2 separate regions of the Homo sapiens genome follow, and region 2 is linked to region 1. The links are chromatin loops, found by intact Hi-C in ENCODE. Cell type or tissue: right lobe of liver. All regions are shown on one strand. Each heading gives the region's core, and the rest is flanking DNA. Links, peaks and the distances in the headings are about the cores only.

Evidence for each region. Peaks named below come from ENCODE experiments on the same cell type or tissue, not always from the same donor. Only the 100,000 strongest peaks of a DNase experiment are listed, where the experiment ranks them.
Region 2: a loop joins it to region 1, with 2.0 times the contacts of the local background. A loop is called at or near these places in 30 of 110 quality-filtered maps.

What each region holds. Positions count from the first base shown.
Region 1 is chr19:57,826,059-57,835,841 of GRCh38, forward strand. It overlaps ZNF587B (zinc finger protein 587B), which reads left to right and starts at 4,241. Exons shown (of 3, transcript NM_001376223.1): 1 at 4,241-4,506. The coding sequence starts at 4,471. It also overlaps the pseudogene FKBP1AP1. In right lobe of liver, for the core only: a CTCF peak has its summit at 4,237 (motif pointing left); a DNase peak (open chromatin) is centred at 4,223; H3K4me3 peaks cover 772 bases; H3K27ac peaks cover 1,784 bases.
Region 2 is chr19:57,750,489-57,760,271 of GRCh38, forward strand. ZNF776 (zinc finger protein 776) reads left to right here. Exons shown (of 3, transcript NM_173632.4): 2 at 297-423; 3 at 2,803-7,660. The coding sequence ends at 4,199. Among named protein-coding and RNA genes, the nearest start is that of ZNF776, 8.6 kb to the left of the region's middle. In right lobe of liver, for the core only: no CTCF peak of the experiment used is centred there; no DNase peak of the experiment used is centred there.

The DNA of each region.
Region 1 (9,783 bases), core at 593-8,592:
TAAAATATTCTTGCAACACCCCCCCAACACCAATTCCTATTCTAAAGTGAATCTATCACTTGTGCTGTTGATACTTGACCATGTACTTAATTGGAAACCTAGATGCAAAAGACTGAAACTGAATCTTCACCCCAAAATGAAAACAAAATAAAATGAGTAACTTGAGGTTTATGGCATATAGTTTAGGTAAACACACACACAAGGAGAAGGGGGAAGAGGAAATGGAAGGTGTCGGAAGCAAAGCTGAGTGACAGAACACATTCAGTCAGGGCAGATGTCTATACAGAGTGTAGTGGAACCTCAGGAAAAGCTTCATATGGATTCATGCGCACGCGTCTGGAGGCACCAGATCCCTCCATGGCAGATCCAAGAACAGGGAGCTGAGGGAGAAGGCCATTCCCTTCATTCCAGTTTTAGGAGCTCCACATCGAAGACGAGAGTGGCGTGTGGTGGGATGATGCCTGGGTGCCCAGTGGCACCGTAGGCAGAATCTGGAGATATAGTCAGTTGGGCTGTCTGACCCACACTCATCTAAGCAACCCTTTCTTCCCAGCCTCGGATCACCTCCTGCTAAAAATTAAGGGGCTTGTTTCTGTCCCGGGAGGAATCAAATTTCTTTCCATCTTCAAGCATCCCGGTGTAGTGCACCACGCAGGTCTGGCCGTGCCTCGGGAAGGTGCACTCCTCTCCTGGGGAGATGGTTTCCACCTGCACTCCCATGGCGGCGGCCGATGCTGGGTGGGCGGGTAGCGCGACGGGCGGTGTGGACCAACAGCGACCTGGCGGCGGTTCCACAGCTCTGGCTAGACCCTTGGCTTTTATTTATTTATTTATTTATTTATTTTTTGATACAGAGCCTCTCTTTGTCACCCAGGCTGGAGTGCAGTGGCACGATCTTGGCTCACAGCAACCTCTGCCTCCCGGATTCAAGCGATTCTCCTGCCTCAGCCTCCCCAGTAGCTGGGATTCATGCCCAGCTAATTTTTGTATTTTTAGTAGAGACGGGGTTTCACCATGTTGGCCAGGATAGTCTGTAGCTCTTAACCTCGTGATCCCCTCACCTCTGCCCAGAGTGCTGGGGTTACAGGCGTGAGCCACTGGGCCCGGACTTTTTTTTTTTTTTTGGCCAGGCGCGGTGGCTCACACCTGTAATCCCAGCACTTTGGGAGGGCGAGGCGGGCGGATCACGAGGTCAGGAGATCGAGACCATCCTGACTAACATGGTGAAACCCTGTCTCTACTAAAAATACAAAAAATTAGCCGGGCGTGGTGGCGGGCACCTGTAGTCCCAGCTACTCGGGAGGGTGAGGCAGGAGAATGGCGTGAACCCAGGAGGTGGAGCTTGCAGTGAGCCGAGATCATGCCACTGCACTCCAGCCTGGGCGACAGAGCAAGACTCAAATCAAAAAAAAGAAAAATCGACCCCTGACCTAATCAGTAATGTTATACAGATTACAAACATTATATAGAAAAGCATTGTGAAAATCCCTGTCCTGTTCTGTTCCGTTCTAATTACCAGTGCATGCAGCCCCCAGTCATGTACCCCCTGCTTGCTCAATCGATCACGACCCTCTCACACAGACCCCCTTAGAGTTGTGAGCCCGTAAAAGGTACGAGAATTGCTCACCTGGGGAGCTCAGTTGTTGGAGATGTGAGTCTTGCCGAAGCTCCCAGCTGAATAAAGCCCTTCCTTCTTTAACTCGGTGTCTGAGGGGTTTAGTCTGCAGCTTGTCCTGCTATACCTACGATTTCATCTCCAACCCAACCAATCAGGACTGCCCACTTCATGGCCCCCTATCTACCAAATTATCCTTAAAAAACCCCAGTCTCATGAGGTGGAGGTTGCAGTGAACCGAGATCATGACCTTGCACTCCAGCCTGGGCAACAGGAGCAAAACTCCATCTCAAAAAAACAAACAAACAAATAAACAACAACAAAAAAACCCAGTCTCCAAGTTTTCAGGAAGACTGATTTGAGTAATATTAATAAGACTCCAGTCTGCTGTTCATCCAACTCTGTGTGAATCAAACTCTTTCTTTTACAATTCTCCTGTCCTGATAAATTGGCTCTATCTGGGCAGTGGGCAAAATGAACCCGCTGGGTGTTTACACATTCATTTTAACAATACAATAATGGTTATTAACCTTTGCATTAATCTCTGCTTCCAGTGGAAGAATTTTGCATCAAAGGACCACTTGAAATGATAGGTGAATTTAGATCTATAGCCTTTGGGAGCACCTACACTAACTCTGAAATAATATTTTTCCATACACTAGGGTAATCAGCTACAGCTAATAATTGCAAGAAATCTCAATAGGAGTTTTAAGGAAAGGCAGGATGATCCTCTGCCCAGTAGAAAGATCTGCAATCTTTTATTTATTTATTTATTTAATTTTATTTTTTTCCAATACAGAGTCTTGCTCTGTCGCCCAGGCTAGAGTGCAGTGGCACAATCTCAGCTCACCGCAACCTCTGACTCCTGGGTTCAGGAGATTCTCCTGCCTCAGCCTCCTGAGTAGCTGGGATTATATGCATATGCCATCATGCCAAGCTAATTTTTGTATTTTTAGTAGAGGCGGGGTTTCACCATGTTGGCCAGACTGGACTTGAACTCCTGACCTCAGGTGATCCACCCGCCTCAGCCTCCCAAAGTGCTGGGATTACAGGCGTGAGCCACCCACACCCAGCCCTTATTTTTATTTTTTAGAGAAGAGGTCTTGCTCTGTTGCCCAGGCTGGAGTGCAGTGGCACGATCTCGGCTTACCGCAGCTTCAAACTCCTGAGCTCAAGCGATTCTCCCTCCTTCAGGCTCCCTAACCCTAACCCCAACCTTGGGGCAGCTGGGACCACTGGCCTGCCTGACCTCACCCCACTAATATTTTTTATTTTTTGCAGAGACAGGATATGGGGAAAAGAAATCAGATTGTTACTGTGTCTATGTAGAAAAGGAAGCCATAAGAAACTCCATTTTGATCTGTATTAAGAAAAATTGTTCTGCTTTGAGATGCTGTTAATCTGTAACTTTAGCCCCAACCCTGTGCTCACAGAAACGTACTGTATTGAATCAAGGTTTAATGGATTTAGGGCTGTGCAGCATGTGCCTTGTTAACAATATGTTTGCAGGCAGTATGCTTGGTAAAAGTCATCGCCATTCTCCATTCTCTATTAACCAGGGACACAATGCACTGCGGAAAGCTGCAGGGACCTCTGCCTGAGAAAGCCTGGGTATTGTCCAAGGTTTCCCCCACTGAGACAGCCTGAGATATGGCCTCATGGGAAAGGAAAGACCTTACATCCCCCAGCCGGACACCCTTAAAGGGTCTGTGCTGAGGAGGAGGAGTGAAAGAGGGAGGCCTCTTTGCAGTTGAGATAAGAGTAAGGCTTCTGTCTCCTGCTCATTCCTGGGAATGGAATGTCATGGTGTAAAGCCAACCATTCCCATTCGTTGTATTCTGAAATAGGAGAAAACTACCCTGTGGCTAGAAGCGAGATATGCTGGCAGCAATACTGCTCTGTTGCTCTTTGCTACACTGAGATGTTTGTTTAAAGTGAAACATAAATCTGGCCTATGTGCACATCCACGCACAGTACCTTTCATTGAACTTATTCATGATACAGATTCCTTTGCTCACGTGTTTCCCTGCTGACCTTCTCCCCACCATCACCCTGTTGCCCTGCCACACTCCCCTCACCAAGAGAGTAAAAATAATGATCAATAAATACTGAGGGAACTCAGAGACCGGCGCCGGTGAAGGTCCTCACATGCTGAATGTGCCAGTCCCCTGGGCCCACTATTCTTTCTCTATACTTTTTCTCTGTGTCTAATTTCTTTTCTCAGTCTCTCGTCTCCACCTGATGAGAGATACCCATAGGTATGGAGGGGCAGGCCCCCTTCAAACAGGATTTTGCTTTGTTGCTCAGGCTAATCTCTAACTCTTGGCCTCAAATGATCCTTCTGACTTGGCCTCCCAAACTGGTGGAATTACAGGAGCTAGCCACCATACCAGTCAGGGCGCATATCTTAAGGATACTCCTGAGGTGGAGCTGGGCTTTTCCTGCAGAACCGCCTCTGGGAATTGTGCCCTTTACCCTCCTTGTTACCTAGGGAACTACATTACCCAGAAAACTCCGCATGGAATGACAGAGTGGAAGAGCCATGGGGGCTCAGAATAAAGGCATTTCCTGTGTGCACGTGACAATGGGTCCGGACTTCCGGCGCCCTCTGGTGGCGGCCATTTTGATTGGTGTTGGGTTTATTTGTCGGAGAGGCTCCTGAGCGCTAGGTCGGCACTGCGGTGACTGAACCCAGAAGGCGGAGAACAGTTGTCCTCTGCTGCACAGAGGCGACTCTGGAGCTCTGTGACGGCGCCAAGCGTGACCCACCCCTGGGCCAGGATAGGGACCGTCATGCCCATATCTCCTGGCTGGTCACCCTCTCCTCCCAACCCTGCTTTAAACCACGTGGTTCGATGGCGGTGGTGGCCACGCTGAGGCTCTCTGCTCAGGTAATTGTGGTGCCTTCCATGCCCTCAGGTCACCTCATCATCACCCAAAAGCCTGTAGTCTTGCAAGGAAGAGTCTTTAAGGTGGCAGAGCCATAGGCAGCAGATGCTGAGTTTTTATTAGGAGTGACTGTCAGGACAGCCCTTTTGAGCTGCTGAAGGCCTAATCTTTTATAGTCACTGTACCTGAGCGAGTTAGAGAAAACGCCACACTTTGAGACGAATTAAGAGTCCGTTTATTTAAAAAAAAATCCGTTTATTTAGCCGGCGGCCAAGAGATGGGTAACGCTCAAAGTTCTCGCGGCCCCAAAGAAGGGGCTAGATTTTCTTTTATACTTTGGTTTAGAAAGGGGAGGGGGGGTCTAGTTAAAACAATTTTACAGAAGTAAAGTAGGCAAGAAAAGTTAAAAGGATAAATGGTTACAGGAAAGTAAACAGTTCCAGGTGCAGGGGCTTTAAGACTATTAGAAGGTGATAGATGGGGGGCTTTGGGCGTTATCAATCAGACGAATTCCTGGGAACTGCGGATATAGCTCGCCACAGTATCTTATCAGTTAATTGCATTCTTGGATGTGCTGGGAGTCAGCTTGCACAAGTTAAGTCCTTGAGGAAGGGGCTGCCAGTGAAAGAGCCAAGATGGAGTCTGTCTGGCTCTCTTATGTAAGGGAGAGTCAATTCAGGTGGAAACAAGTCTAGGTGATTAAAGGAAAGGGAGAATCTAAAAACAGGGTTAGTAAAAACAAGGTTGGGCATTACATCACAGAATCCTCTAGTGAGAACTGATAGTGGAACAGTGTGCTCGTTGGTGACCTTACCTCGTTAGATGCAGTCTTTATTTTTTATTTTTTTGAGACGGAGTTTCACTCTTGTTGCCCAGGCTGGATGCAATGGCGTGATCTCGGCTCACCGCAATCTCCGCCTCCTGGGTTCAAGCGATTCTCCTGCCTCAGCCTCCCGAGTAGGTGTCATTACAGGCATGCGCCACTGCACCTGGCTAATTTTTTGTATGTTTAGTAGAGATGGAGTTTCTCCATGTAGGTCAGGCTGGTCTCGAACACCTGATCTCAGGTGATTCACCTGCCTCGGCCTCCCAAAGTGCTGGGGTTACAGGCGCGAGCCACCGAGCCCAGCTTATTTTATTTATTTATTTTTTTTTTTTTTGAGACAGAGTCTCAGTCTGTCACCCAGCCTGGAGTACAGTGGCGTGATCTCGGCTCACTGCAACCTCCGCCTGCCGGGTTCAAGCGATTCTCCTGCTTCAGCCTCCCAAGTAGCTGGGATTACAGACACCCGCCACCATGCCCGGCTAATTTTTTGTATTTTTAGTAGAGACGGGGTTTCGCCATGTTGCCTAGCCTGGTTTCGAACTCCCGAGCTCAGGCAATACGCTCGCCTCGGCCTCCGAAAGTGCTGGGATTACAGACGTGAGCCACCGTGCCTGGCTGTCTTTATTTTTTTATTTGTTTACTAAACAAAACATCTTACCCTTTATAGCAGAGTGCCCTGTGAAATACAAATTGTCTTTTTCTTTTTGTTTTTTTTTGAGACAGAGTCTCGCTCTATCGCCCAGACTGGAGCGCAGTGGCACGATCTCGGCTCACTGCAAGCTCCACCTCCCGGGTTCATGCCATTCTCCTGCCTCAGCCTCCCGAGTAGCTGGGACTACAGGCATGCACTACTATGCCCGGCTTATTTTTGCATTTGTAGTAGAGACGGGGTTCCGCCATGTTGGCCAGAATGGTCTCAATCTCTTGACATTGTGATCCGCCCGCCTTGGCCTCCCAAAGTGTTGGGATTACAGGCGTGAGCCACTGTGCCCGGCCAATTCTATTTAATTATTTTAATTTCTTTGCTGAATTTATCTGATAGAATTCTGAATTTTTTCTCCGTGTTTGTCTTGAATTTCTTTGAATTTCCTCAAAATAGCTATCTTGAATTATCTGTCTGAAAGGTCACGTATCTCTGTTTCTCCAGGATTCGTCTTTGGTGCTTTATTTAGTTTGTTTGGTGAGGTCACGTTTTCCTGGATGGTGTTGATGCTTGTAGATATTCGTCAGTGTCTGGGCATTAAACAGTTAGGTGTTTATTGTGGTCTTCACAGTCTGGGCTCATTTGTACCTGTCCTTCTTAGGAAGAGTTTCCAGGTATTTGAAAGGACCCGGGTGTTGTGATCTAAGCTGAATCTACTTTAGCGGGAACCCCACACTCAGTAATGCTGTGACTCTTGCAGACTCAGAGAGCTGTACCACCTTTGTGGTCTTGAATAAGATCTGAAAGATTTCCCTTGATTAACATAACAGGTAGAGACTCTTGTTGGGTCTTCCCTCACTTTGTCCCAGCATGTCTCTGTCAGTGCTGAAGTGCCTGAAACTGGGGGTTGGGACAGAAGCACCCCTTTAGCTACCACCACTGGGACTGTGCTGGGTGAGAGCTGAAGCCAGCACAGCACTGGGTTTCACCCAAGGCTCCTGTGACCACTACATGGCTATCGCCTGTGTTCCCTCAAGGCCCTAGCCCTGTACAGTCAGCAGGTGGCAAAGCCAGACAGGCTTATGTCCTTCTCCTTAGGACGGTGAGTTCCCCAGGCCTCAGGTTGGTATACAGATGCCATCCATGAGCCAGGGATTGGAGTAAAAATCCTTAGAAATCTACCTGGTGTTCCTTTGCACTGCAGCTGAGCTGGCACTCAAACTACAAGCTAGAGCCCTTCCCACTCTTCCATCCCCTTTCCACAGGCAGAGCAGCCTCACTCTGTGGCCACCACCAGCACGGGCCCACAGGGAGTGCTGTCAGACTACCACTGAGGTTCCATTAAGGGCTAAGAGCTCTTCAGTCAGCTTGTGGTGAATGTTGCCTGGTCTGAGGCTGACTCTTCAAGACTCACCCAGGGCAGGTCCAGCAATGTCATCCACGAGCCAAGGCCTGGAATCAGGGACCCCAAGAGGCTTCTTGGTGCTCTATCCCTCTGTGGTTGAGCTGGCAGCTGAGGTGCAAGACAAGGTCCCCTTTACTTTTTCCTCTGTTATTCTCAAGCAGGTGGGGTCTCTGACCGTAACCACCACAGCTGGCAGTGTGCTGTGTTACATCTGAAGCTGGCATGTCTCAGAGTCTCACCCAGTGCCATCGCATACTACCTGGGTACTGCTGCTAGTTATTCAGGGTCCAAGGGTTGTTTAGTCAGAAGGTGATGGGTCCTCCCATGACTGAATTCTTCCCTTCAAGGCAGCAGGTTCTGTTTTGGTCCAGAGTGTGTCTAGAAATATTATCTGGGTGGGCCTGGAATGGGTCCTCACAACCCTGCCCAGTGCCCTATCCTGTGGCTGAGGTGACATCCAAAATGCAAGACAAAGTTCTTTTTGCTGTTCCCTCTCCTCTCCTCGAGTGGAAGGAAGGAGCCACGTAGCCTGGGGTTGCATGAGGGGTGGCACAAGCACACCCTTAGCTACCTCAACTGGTGTCTCAGTAGGTTGTGCTCCCCCAACCCAACCAGGTCCCCTGGCTCGGAGCCCAGCTCAGCACAGCACATGCCTAGGGGTTGCAGTCCTTGTGGCCTCGACCGCCTTTCAAGTTTATTTAGGACTTCAGAGCCCTCCAGCCCACAGTGGCAAGGCTTGCCAGATCTCAAGTCCTGACCATTGGGGTGGGCGATTCCCCTCTGGCTGGGCTGGTCGCTATGCTTACTCCCTGGGTAGGCGTCCGTTGAGTTCAGCCCAGTTTTGCTTTCTGCTATGACAGGGAAGCACTGAGTTCTGTGCAACGTCTGACAGTCACTGCGCTTTCCCTTCCCAGGAGCACAGATTCTCCACAACAGGCAGGCACTGCTGGGGGATGGGGAGGAGTGGCATTGGCAACTCAAGACTCTACAGCCCCTTTTAGTGCCATTTCCAGTAATACAAAATTAAATCCAGGTACTGTGAGTGCTCATTTGATTTTTGGTTCTTACAAAGGTGATTTTTTTCTGTGTTGATAGTGTTTAAATTTGGTGTTCTGGGCCGGGTGTGGTGGCTCACGCCTGTAATCCCAGCACTTTGGGAGGCTGAGGCAGGCGGATCAACTGAAGTCAGGAATTTGAGACCAGCCTGGCCAACATGGCAAAACCGTGTCTCTACTAAAAATACAAAAATTAGTCGAGTGTGGTGGCAGGTGCCTGTAATCCCAGCTACTTGGGAGGCTGAGGCAGGGAGAATTAGGGAGAATTGCTTGAACCCCGGAGGCAGAGGTTGCAGTGAGCCAAGGTAGCACTACTGGACTCCAGCCCTGGTGACAGAGCGAGACTCTCTCTTAAAAAAAAAAAAGAAAAAAAAAAGGTGTTCTGTTAAGGGTATGATGGGTGCAGCTTTCTATTCCACCATCCTGCTCTGTTGCACCTCTCGAGCTCAGTCCTTTCAACCGGAAACACTAGAGAAACCCTAAAGCCTAGGCCCTAAGTCCATAACGCAGGTGGTATGGAGGTATTCCCATTTCAGTGAAACTGTGTAAACACTTAGAAGGTCAGCCTTGGATTTGGTAGCAGTATGTGAAATGCTCAGAGATAAAACTGATCAGAGTGGGGAGGTGATGTTACTTCTCTGCCTGGCTCCACATTGGAGAAAGGAACATGGGGTTAAGGGAGGAGGAAGGAAGACAGCGTTGAGGCTCATTCTGTCATCCAGGTGAGGTTTAATGGATGATTGTTGGCCAAGGAGATGTCGCTAGAATTGTGATTTACATTTGGTAAAGGAGCAGCTAGATTTTCTAATGCGGTCGGTAAGGACATGCAAGAGGGTTTCAGGTATGACGCTGGGGGTTTTTTGTTTTTGCTTTTTTTTTTTTTTTAGGTGGAGTCTTGTTCTGTCACCAGGCTGGAGTGCAGTAGCATGATCTCTGCTCACTGCAACCTCTGCCTCCCAGGTTCAAGCAATTCTCCTGCCTCAGCCTCCTGAGTAGCTGGGACCACAGGAGGCACACGGCATCACGCCCGGCTAATTTTTGTAATTTTAGTAGAGACAGAGTTTTTCACCGTATTGGTCAGGCTGGTCTTGAACTCCTGACCTCAGGTGATCCACCCACCTCAGCCTTCCAAAGTGCTGGGATTACAGACTCGAGCCACCGTGCCTGGCAACCCTAGGGGTTTTGGCCTTAGCAGCAGCAGTGATAGAAGCTGTATCAGCTGAGATGAGCAAGTTGGGAGTAGGCATAATACAGTCACTGGGAATATAAGGAGGGTTGTTTTCACCATGCTCAGACCCTGAGATGCTTGTCCACATAGGTCGGGATATCTGGGAAGGAATTGATATTGGA
Region 2 (9,783 bases), core at 1,266-9,265, 75 kb before region 1:
GATAGACTGAGGATGCTGCATTGGGATTTACATGACTTCATCTCTACCAGGGGCATTGGCTATCAGGAAGTTATGGACCGCTTTATATCAGCACCAAAACATAGAAATCTATTGTTTCACCCACTTCTTGTGGCTGATGGCTGTACACCATGACCAGTGAGCCCATGAGAAGATAGTGACACCAGTGGGCCTAGTTTCTCCTTGTAGTTTAGGACCTTGGGAGGAGGAAGGGCAAGGGTGGATAAGTGGATGAGCATATGGAGTGTTTGTGGTTTCATCTGTCATCATCACGGCAGGGCACTGTGACCTTTGAAGATGTGGCTGTGAACTTTTCCCAGGAGGAATGGAGTCTCCTTAGTGAGGCTCAGAGATGCCTTTATCATGACGTGATGCTGGAGAACCTGACACTTATATCTTCTCTAGGTAAGGCACTCACACTCTTCTCTATGACCTCAGCTATTGTCTGTCTGTCCCCATCTTTTTTCCCCATGGCAAGACTGTTTTCCTCACTTCAGGAGCCTGGGCACAGGTTCCTCTGTTAGTTCCCTGGGTAGGTTCTATGTGGTATGTAGGACTGAGGTGTGTGCACTGCCCTCTCTCTCCTTGAGCAGCCCCAACACCTGCTTTGCTGCAAGCTCCCAGAGAAGGAGCTTTACAGGCACCATAATGCATCCCACCTTGCTTGCCCTCTGGCTGTTGAGTAATTTTTCTAGATCAGAGACTGGTATGCACAGGTTCTACTTCCTTGCTCTAGGTGACATTTATTCATGACTGCCTGTGCTAGGAATTCCTCCCATCACTGATGTTCTCAATACTTACATGCACCATAGGTTGTTCTTGCAAGACCCTCCTTATAAATTATCTTGTTTGTTTTGTTTTGTTCTGTTTTGTTTTCAAAGTCTTAACTCTGTCACCCAGGCTGGAGTGCAGTGCTGCAGTCATAGCTCACTGTAGCCTCAATCTCCCAGGCTCAAGCAATCCTCCTTCCTCAGCCTCTAGAGTAACTCGGACTAGAGGCTTCTGCCATCACATCCCACTAATTTTTATTTTTATTTTTAATAGAGATGAGGTCTGGCTGTATTGCCCAGGCTGGTCTCTGACTCCCAACCTCACGTGATCCTCCCACCTCATCCTCCCAAAGTGCTGGGATTACAAGCATGAGCCAGTGTGCCCTGAGTATTTTTTGCTTTTTTGTTTTTTTTTTTTTCAGACAGGGTTTCACTGTCATCCAGGCTGCAGTCTACTGATGCAATCATGGTTCACTTCATTCTCAGCCTTCTGGGCTCAAGTAATCCTCCCACCTGACTCCTAAGTAGCTGGGACTACAGGAGCATGCCACCCTGCCCAACTAATTTTTGTTCATTTGTATTTTTGGTTTTGTTTTTTTTTTTTTTTTTTTTTTGAGACGGAGTCTTGCTCTGCCACCAGGCTGGAGTGCAGTGGCCCAATCTCGGCTCACTGCAACCTCCGCTTCCCAGGTTCACACCATTCTCCTGCCTCAGCCTCCCGAGTAGCTGGGACCACAGGCACATGCTGCCACACCTGGCTAATTTTTTTGTATTTTTAGTAGAGACGGGGTTTCACCGTGTTAGCCAGGATGGTCTCGATCTCCTGACCTTGTGATCCACCCGCCTCGGGCTCCCGGAGCTGGGATTACAGGCGTGAGCCACCGTGCCCGGCCTCATTTGTTTGTTTTGTAGAGATGGTGTCTCATTATGTTACCCAGGTTGGTCTTGAACTCCTAGGGTCAAGTAGTCCTTCCAGTTTGGCCTCCCACAGTGCTGGGATTATAGGTGTGAGCCACTGCACCTGGCCAAAAATTATCTTTGTAGTATTTAGTTTTCTTTCCTATGGGCTATCATGTGCTGATTTTTTCTGAACTGTTGGTTGGCTATTCTTCTCTCTTGTCTTTCTCTTATTCTTTATGTCATCCATGTCTCATGTAAATTCCATGTATATCTTTGCAGTGGGACTGAGAGTTCTCAGTGATCCAGAAGTTGCAGCTAAACCCAGGCTCAGCATGATGGGCCCAGAGGGAGGCCACCTCTGAGGAGTAACACCCTGGAGGAAGACATAACATTAGGGATTTAGGAAAGTCATGCTAGAAGCTCTCTGATTTCACAAGTATTTACCTGGCAACATGACGAGCCATATGCTGTTTCTGTCTTCCCCATTCTTGAGAGTTTCAGACTTCACCGTTCTATACCCTGTCACTTCTCCTCTGATGCCAGCCCAGGACTAATCTTCACATCTCTGGATCCCACCTGGACCCATTTTTCTCACATTTCCATCTGCAGTGGACTCCAATACTGGCATATCAATTTTGTATTAGGAAGTGTGTACACATTGCTAAGCCATACCTGACCAACAGCTGCTTTGTTGTACTCGTATTTTCTTGTGACACACAAACAAGTGTATCTTTGTTGTACTCGTATTTTCCTGTGACACACAAACAAGTGTATCTAACAGAGGTATTACTCCATGGAAATAATTGCAGAAACAGAATGTTGCCTTTAGGTTGAAGATAAGTCTTCTTCATATTACTGGGTTAGAATGATTACAGAATGTAGGGGGCCACATGATGTGAAGGAGCCAACAATACATGCACTACAGGAAGCAGAGGCAATTCCTTCCTGTGCAAACATCTAAAGGACCTTCATAAAGCATGTGGGTGCTATATAAAAGGATATGTCTAGGCCCAAGTAAATATAAGTACAACAAAGCAGCTGTTGATCAGGTATGGCTTAGTAATACTTCCCTTCGGAAGTACCTTGCATTTTACCAGCATTTTATTTCTTTTAGGTTGTTGGTATGGAGCAAAAGACGAGACACCTTCTAAGCAGACCCTTTCTATACAACAGGAGTCCCCACTCAGGACACATTGGACAGGTGTATGTACCAAGAAGGTCCACCTCTGGGGAATGTGTGGCCCTCTCCTGGGAGATATCTTACACCAGGGAACACAACACAATCAGAAATTGAATGGGTTTGGGGCATATGAAAAAAAATTGGATGACGATGCAAACCATCATCAAGACCAGAAGCAGCACATTGGAGAGAAATCGTACAGAAGCAATGCCAAGGGAACATCTTTTGTAAAGAACTGTAAATTCCATATGTCACATGAGCCATTTATCTTTCATGAGGTTGGGAAAGACTTTTTGTCCAGCTTGAGATTACTCCAACAAGAGGACATTCACACTTCAGGGAAGTCAAACTTTGAAACTAAGCATGGGATACCCCTTCAGGGTGGAAAAACTCATTACATCTGTGGAGAGTCCACAATACCGTTTAGCAACAAACACTCACTTGTCCTTCACCAGAGACTTCTCCCTAGAGAAGGACCTTATGTATGCAGTGATTCTGGGAAATTCACTAGCAAAAGTAATAGTTTTAATAATCATCAGGGAGTTCGCACTGGAAAAAGACCTTATCAGTGTGGACAATGTGATGAATCATTTTGGTATAAGGCCCACCTCACTGAACACCAGAGAGTTCACACTGGAGAAAGACCTTATGAGTGTGGAGAATGTGATAAATCTTTTAGTCATAAGCACAGTCTTGTTGACCATCAGCGAGTTCACACTGGAGAAAGACCTTATGAATGTGACGAATGTGGGAAATCTTTTAGCCATAAGCGCAGCCTTGTTCACCACCAGCGAGTTCACACTGGAGAAAGACCTTATCAGTGTGGAGAATGTGGGAAATCGTTTAATCACAAGTGCAACCTCATTCAGCATCAGCGAGTTCACACTGGAGAAAGACCTTTTGAGTGTACGGCATGTGGGAAGTTATTTAGGAGCAACTCCCACCTAAAGGAACACCAGAGAGTTCACACTGGAGAAAGACCCTATGAGTGTAAAGAATGTAGGAAATCATTTAGGTACAAGTCACACCTCACTGAACACCAGAGAGTTCACACTGGAGAAAGGCCATATGAGTGTAGAGAATGTGGGAAATGTTTTCATCAAAAGGGCAGTCTCATTCAACATCAGCAGATCCACTCTGGAGAAAGGCCACATGAGTGTGGAGAATGTGGGAAATGTTTTCATCAAAAGGGCAGTCTCATTCGACATCAGCAGATTCACTCTGGAGAAAGGCCACATGAGTGTGGAGAATGTGGAAAGTGTTTTCGTCAAAAGGGAAACCTCATTAAACATCAACGAGTTCACACGGGAGAAAGACATCATGAATGTTGAAAATTTGGCAGATCTGTTGGTAAAAAGAGCACCCTCATTCAACATTCGTGAGATCACACTGGAAAGCACTTATGAGTATGGAGAATGTGCAAAATCATCTAGCCAAAAGGTTGGCCTCATTCAACAATAGCAAGATCACACTGGGGAAAGGCTTTCTGAGTGTAGAGAATGTATGAAATCCTGTACATAGAAGTTTTGCCTCACCAAATACCAGAAGGGTCACACTGGAGAAAGACCCTATAGTTATGGGGAATTTGGGAAATTACCTAACAAGAAGTCCCACCTCACTGAACACTACTGAGTTCACAGTTGAGAAAGGCCATATGACTGTAAGGAATTTGTAAAATTATTTAGCCAGAAGAGCTGCATTACTATTCATCAGATAATTTACAATGGAGAAAGGCCACATAATAATTTCTCACATAATAAATGTGAGAAATCATTTCCGTACAGCTCTGCGCTCCATGTTCGTAAGAGTTCACACTGGACAAAGCCTTATGAGAGCAGCGAGTAGAAAATCCTTTGTGGGAAAACTCTGGTTTCATTAAACACAGGAGAGTTCATGCTAGAGAAAGGCCTCAACAGTGTAGCAAATATGGAAAGACATTCACTAGAAGCTCTGCCCTGCAAGTTCACACTAGAGAAAGCCCTTCTCAGTGAAGTAAATTTGGAAAATTGATTAGTCAAACCTCTATGCTCCTTCAAAATCAGAGTTCACACTGGATCAAGGCTTTATGGTGTGACAAATATGGCACATTCTTTATCTAAATGTCTAACATATTATGCACAGACAAGCTCCTGCTGTGGAAGTGCCTTTTGAGTGCAGAGCATTTGCGAGGGCTTCACTCTTCTTTCACTGGATACCAGAATGTTGACAGGAGAAAAATAACATAGATGTGTGGGAATATTACTTCTTGTCCAGTGTAACTGTGGGAGAGAGCCCTTATGAGGACACCATCAACCTATATTGAATGTCATATGTCCAGTAGCTGCATAAATTCCAGGTATATGGGAGCTGTATTGCATTTCTTATCCTGCGTATGTCCTTGCCAGATTTATTTCATTCTTAGGTCTCTGGCAAAAGCCATTTCATCTCTACCACTTGGCAGGTACCTACAGTGCATCACTCATGCACTCCATCATATTCCAGAAAAAAAGTTCAAGTTGTCTCCCATTCAGCAGTGGTATTTTTGAGTAGCCTCTGCACTCGTTCCTTTCTCATTTCTCTATGAAGAGTTAGGCCATGGACCTGACTCAGTTCTGGCCTAGAGCAGAAGTGTCCAATCTTTTGGCTTTCCTGGTCCACATTGGAAGAAGAATTGTCTTGTGCCGCATATGAAATACATTAACACTAATGATAGCTGATGAACTTTTTTAAAAAATCACACAAAAACCCTCATAATGTTTTAAGAAAGTTTACAAATTTGTGTTGGGCTGCATTCAAAGCTGTCCTGAGATACATGCGGCCCACAAGCTGCGGGTTGGACCAGCTTGGCCTAGAGAATTTTTCTGATTACTTGACAAGATGGGCTGTCTTTCCTAGGAATCTCATGATTGTCATGATTCTTAAAATGGAATTTTCCAGCCTCTTAACTCACCAACCCAAGTACAAGCTGCCTCTCATTGTTCTGGTTTCTGCTATGATGAAGTCCTTATTTAAGCTTCCTTCAATCTTGGGAATTGTATTGACTGTATTGTGTGAATTGTATACTCACTGCATTGTGTGGCTTAGATACAACATGGTTCTGGTACCATGAAGGATTCTGGTACCATGAAAGTTTGTTGGGGTTACTAAACTGTGTGACTCTTAGGGAACAGTATGAAGGCAGAATATAGCTCTGCATTTGTGGCCTAGTTTGGATGGCTGCCTAAGGCCTCCAAATAAAGACTTCAGGGCTTTGTGATCTTTATTTTTAGATGAAATAGTGCAATAATATGTGTTTTCATAAATCAACCTGAGTAGGGGACAGTTTTAGTGACACACTTTGGTGCTTCTGAGAACAGCACAAAATTATTCTCTTGTTTATAATGGATATTGCATTCTGCTCAGTACTGGTGAGGGAAATCTGTTCTCAAGTCCTACAGTGCATTCATGTGTCCTGAAGTCCAGAATTCTGTAGGATAGTGTCCTACGTTATAAGCCTGGAGAAAGAAATCATAATTCTTTAATTTTTATTTTTTTAGGGAAATGATGTCACTCTGAAACTCAGGCTGGAATACACTGGCATGGTCATACCTCACTGCGGCCTCAAACTCCTGGGCTCAAGTGATCCTCCTGCCTCAGCCTCCCGAGTACCTGAGATTAGCCCAGGTAATTTAAGAATTTTTTATAGAGATAGGGTTTTGCTATTTTACCCTGACTGATGTTCAACTCCTGGCCTCAAGTAATCCTCTAGCATACGCCCTTGAAAGCACTAGGATTACAGGTGTGAGCCACCATGCCCAGCCCAAAAATAATTTTTGTAGAATTAGCATTTCTAGGTAGTGAAGCAGACTGCAACAGAATAGTTGGGATATACTTTTTTTAAAAAGGCATCCACAATGATTCAGTCACTATGTCTGTGATGGACAAGCAGGTACAGAAATTTTCAGGACCTCCATAATTATGAATCTAGTGTAGCTTAGGTCATTGTCAGACTAAATCTAAAGGTTTTGTGGATTTCTGTAGCCTATCTGGGCTGCATACCAAAAAGCCATCCCTGAATTAGTAGGAGGAAGAGGATAGGGAGAAAGGAAATCTCTTAGTCCAGTGATGTGGCCTTTGCAACCAGCCAGCATTCCAATTTAATCAGGTGGAAATGATCTTCCTGGCTCATAAGTATTTGGTATCACACAGGCTAATTGCCCCCCTTAGGGCGTGATGAGAGTTAGGAGAGTCAATGTAAAATCACATAACCTATTTGTCAAAAATAATGTTAAATCCAGATAGTTCTTTCAAATTAAATTTTTAAAGCTGTAATAAGACTGGGCATGGTGACTCATGCCTGTTATCCCAACACTTTGGGAGTCCAGGGTGGGAGTATTGCTTGAGGTAAGAAGTTTGAGACTAGCCTGGGTCCCATAGTAAGACCCTGTCTCTTAAAAAATAAATACTATCTTTCTCTCTGGCCTCTCCATGCTCCAGACAATCACTGAATTACAATATTTGCTTAACAGTAGATTAATGTCAATTTTCTGGAATTTTATATGACTGATATAACATGTTTCCTCTTTTCATACCTGAGTACTCTCCTGAGCCCTATTTATTTAGATGTTCTTCTTTTTTCTTTATTATTATTTTTATTTCACATAGCAGGGATGCATATTTTGACATTCATCAATCATGATATATGAGTAGTTCATTCTTTTTATCTTAGAATATGACATGCTATGGAAATCACTGTATACGAATTCATCTGCTTATGGATATGTTATTGCTTCTTATTTTTGTCTGTTAGGAATAAAACTGCTTGTTAAGCACATTTGAATGCAATTCTTCATATAGATAAGGTTTCATTTCTCTTGTTTGAATGCCTTGGTGTGCAGTGCCCAACTCACATGGTAGATGAATGTATACCCCTCTCCCAACTCCAGGCCGCACAGCTTACAGCTCCAAGAGAGACTCCTTCCCTCCACTTGAGGAGAGGAGAGGGAAGAATAAAGAAAACTTTGTCTTGGAACTTGTTCCAGCTCAGCTACAGTAGGATAGGGCACCAGGCTGAGGCCCCTATTCTAGGCCCTAGCTCTGAATGACATTTCTAGATATACCCTGGGCTAGAAGAGAACCCACTTCTTTGAAAGGGAGGATCCAGTCCTGGGAGGATCCATCACCTGCTGACTAAAGAGTCATTGGGCCCTGAATAATCAGCAGTAATACACAGGCAGTACTCACCATGTGCCATTGGTGAGACTCAGACGCTGGCTTCAGGTGTGACCCAGCACATTCCCAGCTGTGATGGCTTTCAGGAATGACTCCTGCTTGAGAAACAGAAGAGTAAAGAAGACTTTGTCTTACCGCTTAGATACCAGTTTGGCCACAGTAGGGTAGAGCACCAAGTAGGCTCTTAGGGTCCCTAATTTCAGGCCTTGGCTCTTGGATGGCCAGAGGAAAGCCCACTGCCCTGAACAGTGTCCCAAGCCTGGCAGCACTCACCACAAGCCTGTGAGTCCCACAGTCCTGGACTGGTGAGGACCATGGGGAGAGACACCTCTGCTTGTGAAAACAGGAGGGAAGAGTGAGAAGGATTTTGTCTTATGGCTTGGGTGCCAGTTCACCTGCAGTAGAACACCAGATAGATTCCTAAGGTTTCCCACTACAGGCTCTGGCTCGCAGATGGCTTTTCTGAATGTGCCTAGGATGGGGAGGAGCTTGCCACTCTGAAGGGAAGGACATAAACCTCGCTGGTTTTGCCCCCTGCTGATTGTAGAGTCCTAGGGCCTTGAACAAACAGGGAGTAGCCAGGAAGTGGTCAGTATGAGCCTTGGGCAGCACCCAGTTCTCTGCTGGCTACAGGTCTGACCCCACATAGTCCCATTGGTGGTGGCACAGGGGTACTTGTGTTACTGCTCCTCCAGCTAAAGGCAGCTCAGCACAAAGAAACTTTGGAAACCTGCCAGCAGGAGACTCAATGACCCCCATGAACACTTGAGCTGGCAGGGAGAGCTGCTTAGAGAAGTGGTAGGGACAGAACTCCAGCCAGTGCAGAGCCCAGAGGATTTGGGGTGGGAGCATCTCTAGTGGAGCACAGCTAGACACGCCCATATTTCAAGGTTCGCCTTGCTTCCCTAACAGACTTTAGCCCTAGGGAAGTCAGACCTGATCAGTGCAGGGCGTTCTTGCCGATAAGTTGGGGATGGTTGGACCTGAGCACCTCTTGGTCAGCTGGCCTCTCCCAGGGCTCCAGGCTACCCACACCTGCTTGCAGTGCGACCTCGGTTGCCCAGGTGGGGTCCCTTATGGGGGTGTACATCATAGCTCCTGTGCTGGTGAACTGCAGTTGATAAATCCCATAGTCGTGCAACAGCCCACCTGCACCTTCCCAAAACTGCGGCCTCTCTGAGACACTTTGCCTGCATGCATTCACCTATGGCCACCCCCGACGTTGCTTTGCCAGCATATGTGCATGCAAGTGGACCTTGCCTTCTCTTTTCCACCAGCATGCGTGTGCATGTGCACCCTGTCATGCTACAGCTGCCAGTGTGAGCACACCTCATCCCCCCAACTTTTCGCTGCACCACCATTGCTGTCAGAGCATTTGCGATCCCAGAGACTGCCAGCCCGCACCTGCCAGCACCCCACCCCTGGACCAGCACAAAACTACACAGACGAGCAGACACACTCCACTCACCAGTATCAGCTGCTACCCACGTGAATGCATGCACAGAGGGTACAAACAGTCCTGCACCTGCCAGCACCTTGCCTCCATATTAACTCCACTGCTGGTGTGAATGTGTACTGGGACATCAATGGAACCCCCTTCCCTACCCCCCCATGTTGTGCTGCCACCACCAGCACTGTGAACACTCACGTGGAGGCTGGCACCCCTACACCCACCAGCACTCCATCGCAGCCAATAAACGTACACCCCACCACTGCCATTGCTGC